2 separate regions of the Homo sapiens genome follow, and region 2 is linked to region 1. The links are chromatin loops, found by intact Hi-C in ENCODE. Cell type or tissue: heart left ventricle. All regions are shown on one strand.

Region 1 (2,500 bases):
CTCTTACCTTCTAATAACAATTCTTTGAGAAGGTTACAAATCATCCTTATCAAAATTGAAACATGAAACATTTTTATCAATGTTTATCAAGGTTTATAAATGTTTATCATTGTTTATCAATCATCCTTATCAAAATTGAAACATGATTTTTTTAAGTGGAATCATATCAATTTGTTATTTATTAGCTACTCTAGTAAAATATTTGCTCTTAGTGAGAGATTGAACCTTGTGTCGTGACTAATTGCGGTTTGAGATTGATTATTGGTAGATGCCATTATTCATTATATCACTATGGTTAATAAAGGTAATTCATAGTTTTCTCTATTTTAAAGTACTATTTTTAAACATCTGTAAATGTCATAGAACTTCTTTGACCTCTACTCAAGGTTTCATATTGCATCACCCAAGATAACGATTTATTTAATCTTAAAGTGCTCCAAACGACAATGCATTTAAAATACTAAGTTTTTTTTAGTTCTGCAGAATGACTCAATATAGACAATCTGCCTTGAAAATAATTGTTCAATTTAAAGATTTTTGCAAAAGGAGGCAATCATTTCAAGCCTCTTCAAAGTAAGCACGAGATTCCCAGTCCCCACTTTGAAGGCTGTAGTAGAAATAGATAGTTGGAAATGTAGCCAGTGATATTTTTCTATGTTAGGGATTGATATGAACAAACTGTCTTTTTATTTTTATGGCCCTTGGAGATATTTCTCTTCAGCTATAGAGAGCTTTGAACCCTGCCATAATTGATCCATTTCTTCTACTTTCTAAGGAAAGCAAACATCAACAGAATTCTGCTTGTTACTCCAATAACCATGTATGTTTTTCAGGAGCAGCACTTGCTCCAACATTCCTCTTAGATCTGTATGACACAGTGAACTGACTTCCTAACAAGCTGGCCTCTTAATTTCATCTTGCTCTGAAAGTAAAGGAATAATGAGCTCAGTGATGCTGAAGCAACACTCCCAGCCTCCAAGAAGAAAACCTTAGTGCCCATTCTGTCACCAGCCGACTGGGAGCAAGACTAATGAATTTCTGCCACAAAGAAGTGTTTGCTCCCATGTAAGACTAAGTCCTGATCTTTAAATTGTGACAACCCTGCCAAGCAGCATAGCAATCAGCTGATGAAAGGATATGTGTTTGTTTGGTTTTTGTTTTTGTTTTTCTAAATGCTCCATGTAGAGAGAATGAAAAGATTAGGAGAGCTGGAAATAACCATCCATTTCTCCCATCTATCTTGCCAGTTTTCTGACATGGCAGGGCTACATTTACTTTTACTTATTATTCCTTTTGCAGTCTTTCTTCTGGCCCCAACCATTACCCCAAGAGTCATCAGACACTTTCTACTTTTCAGATCCAGTGGTTTCTTCTTAGTTCTTATCTGCCTCAGGCTCTGACATGTTTGACAATATATCTTTAAAAACCCCTCTTTTCTGTGGCTGCCCTCTCCTTGTTCTTTTCCCTTTCCTCTCATTCCTGCTCTACATTCATTCCCCAATAAGGGATTAGCACACAGGCTAATTCTTTGGGATGCAAAAATATTCTACCTTCATGTAAATCAGTAGAGAGGATGGTATTTAAGAATCAAATAGGCTGGGCGCGGGGGCTCACATCTGTAATCCCAGCACTTTGGGAGGTTCAAGTGGGTGGATCATGAGGTCAAGAGTTTGAGACCAGCCTGGCCAACATAATGAAATCCCATCTCTACTAAAAATACAAAAAATTAGCCTGGTGTGGTAGTGGGTGCCTGTAATCCCAGCTACTTGGGAGGCTGAGGCAGGAGAATCGTTTGAACCCAGGAGGCAGAGGTTGCAGTGAGCCGAGATGGTGCCATTGCACTCCAGCCCGGGCGACAGTGAGAGACTCCATCTCATTAAAAAAAAAAAATCAAATAGGCTCTCAAAGAATGAAGTTCTCAAAGTTGACATATCTGAACCTGACTCCCAACTGTACCACTGCTATGGACTGAATGTGTGTGTCCCACTAAAGTACATATCTTGAAACCTAACCCCCAGAGTGATGGTATTAAGAGGTGGGGCCTTTGGGAGGTGATATGGTCATGAGGGCTCCACCCTCAGACATGGGACTAACGTTCTGATAAAAGAGACTGAGAGGCCCCTTGCCTCTTCCATCACGTAAGGACACAGCAACAAGGCATCATTTATGAAGCAGAGAGTTCTCGCCACACATCGAATCTGCTGGCACTTTGATCTTGGACTTCCCAGTCTCTAGAACTGTGAGAAATAAATTTATGTTGTTTATAAATTACTCAGTCTACGGTATTTTGTTACAGCAGCCTGAACGAACTACGACAGTCACTTACGACAGGCACATTACTTTATTTCTCTGAGCCTCAGTTTCCCTCATCTGTGAATACTGATCATAATAATGTTACCATTTTTTAGGTTTGTTTGAGAGGATTCAACTAAATATTTTTAAAATATTTATCACGTTCACAACACATTCACGTTTCAGTACAAAATACTATTATTATTAT
Region 2 (2,500 bases), 130 kb after region 1:
ATATTTTCTTAAAAGTACAACCTTTTTGTATCAGTAGTTATGCTTTCTGGGTTGTCCGAGGTAATGTAATTTAAACTTGGTGAAAGATACAACATATCTTCATGAGTTTTGTTTTACCTGAGCTAAAAGCCTTCTTAGTGTTAAGAAGCACTATCTAAACTATTTTCCTCTATCTTCCCATAGCAGGCTATGCAAGGAGGAAACAGTCCCAATTTCCAACTTCCTAGTTTTCTAACGATCCATAGGTTGACCTGTTTTTCCACATAAGGAGTCCTTTCACCCAGAGGCTTCTTCAACCTTGGACCAGGATCAGTCTCTCTTCTCACGATGTTTCCTCACACCTATTTCACAACTTGTCTCTTTACAATTCACTTTTTCTATTACATCACTCAGTAGGTCAATCTTGCTAGACTAATGGGGAAGAAGGAAAAGGGGAGTGAAGAAGGATGTTTAAGCCCTCTTTGAAAAAGTGCCTTTTCATATTCTTTCCCATAAGGAAAATGCTTCAAATGTCTCACTTCGCTCTCCTTTGCTTTGAAATAGGAGTTTCCAAAGCAGCTTCACACCAATGCCAAAAAAATATCAGTAACGGGCCATTCAGATAGTGACAACAACCCCAAGGAAACATAATTAAGCAAATTTTAAAAATAAAATATACTGGAACTTTTTTATTTCAGGATAAAAGAAAAATACAGGAAGAAATCTCACAGAAGCGTCTGAAAATAGAGGAAGACAAACTAAAGCACCAGCATTTGAAGGTAATTTATGGCTTTAATTTCATTTCAATGATTTTGTATTCAAAAATTCTATTGGTACTCAAATTTCAATAGTAAAAAAGCTTTAGGAAAGAAAAAAATTTCAAGATAGTTTGACTAACATTGTAATAACCATAGGGGAGGCCAACAAGCTAGTAACATTTGCATATGAGATTAATACCTTCTAGCAAACATGTGCAAAGTTGAACACATGGTTTTATTACTTTTATCCTTTATAACTGAGTTTCCCAATTTTCTTGAGCAACCTTGAGAATTCAGCCTTGAGAATTTGGCCCTGCTCGCAGTCTTGCTTAACATCCCTAGGGAGTGGATCCAGCTAGGAAGTGCCTTTTGAAATCAATGAAAGGCCAGTCATTCCCCCGGGGGTGCAGAACAGTGTCTGGCCTGGTCAAGGATGCTTGTATTTAAAAGTTCAGTGCAATGAGTCCAATGTTGTTTGAGTATGCTTCGGGTTTTTGTTTTATTTTGTTTTGACAGAACATGAGATCATAACCAGAAATAACTTTCCATGTTTAAAATCAGATTTTACATCTTTCACTGGGTGTGGCCATTTTGTAATTAAAGCACATTGAGTTTCAACATTTTATTACTTAGCTTAGTGACAGGATGCAAGCAAATAACAAACAGCAGCTCCTTGTGAAAAGGCCCAAGCAGGAAACTACTTATCTGACAGGGCTGCTATCAATAGATTTAATGAATCCCCTTAATGATACAAAGCTGCACACTCAAGGGGTCTACAAATTTAAGTTAAACTTGCTGAATGCAACTGACTTCATTTTTCTAATGGAACAAGTACCTGCCTCTGAAAAAAAACATAATTTAAGATTCCAATTAGCCTCATTCTCTGGATTCTGTTTGCTTCTTTGCTTCTAAACAAGTTGACATTTCCGATGTTTGATGGATAATTTCAAAGCACAGTTAGTCTGCTCCCCTTCCAATATGTCACATTGAATTTACATGAGTAGTATACATAGTCAAGAAATGTAGTGTGTACTCCTAGGAAATCAATGAAATTTAAAAAAAAAAAGTTCCAAGTTGTTCCAGTGCAATTCAAATGAAGTCAACAGTCAAATCTAGAAAGTTTTTTAGATAGGCCATTTCTCACTCCAAAACCAGAGGTCATTTGCTCTCCTTTCCTCTCTCTCTCTCTCACACACACACACTTGCACAATTTACACACACACAATCACACACACAATACACACAATCTGGATCTCCCAATGAACTACTTCCTGCCTCTGAGTAAAATGATAGCTCTCTAGCTATCCTTGAGAATGGGCAATTGTTATCCTTGCAGAATGGGTAGCCACAAAACAGTGGAGCTCACAGTAGAAGAGAAGATTTAAATATCCCCTTAGTTCGTTCTAGAAGTAAGTTTCGCATGAGAAGCCTGACTCACTGAAAGGTCCATTTCTGAAGTAGCACCTCATTCCAGCACTTGCCAAAAACAGTCTGGAAAGTAGTAGATGATCTTCCTTATTGGTTTGCTCTCCAGAACACAGGAGACCTCTCCTGATCCAATCCAATCAAAACATTTATCATGTTTTGGACTGCCATATACAGTTGTGCAGATTGTGTACTGCACAAAGGTACCTGAAATGATGGTGCTAAAATCTTGTCCACATTCCTTTGCCAGTCGTGCACTCTGGTTCAGGGATGCTTATACCTGGAGCAAAAGGTTTCAATTTTCTCTGCACAAAAGTGCTATCCACTTTCCCAAGCTG

Evidence for each region. Peaks named below come from ENCODE experiments on the same cell type or tissue, not always from the same donor. Only the 100,000 strongest peaks of a DNase experiment are listed, where the experiment ranks them.
Region 2: it touches region 1 in a loop (4-fold over the local background); 3 of 110 quality-filtered maps call a loop at or near these places.

The regions. Positions count from the first base shown.
Region 1 is chr1:99,531,376-99,533,875 of GRCh38, forward strand. No RefSeq gene overlaps it. Among named protein-coding and RNA genes, the nearest start is that of LINC01708, 45 kb to the left of the region's middle. In heart left ventricle, no CTCF peak of the experiment used is centred here; no DNase peak of the experiment used is centred here.
Region 2 is chr1:99,661,642-99,664,141 of GRCh38, forward strand. PALMD (palmdelphin) reads left to right here. Exons shown (of 8, transcript NM_017734.5): 2 at 678-758. Among named protein-coding and RNA genes, the nearest start is that of PALMD, 17 kb to the left of the region's middle. In heart left ventricle, no CTCF peak of the experiment used is centred here; a DNase peak (open chromatin) is centred at 1,110; H3K27ac peaks cover 2,500 bases.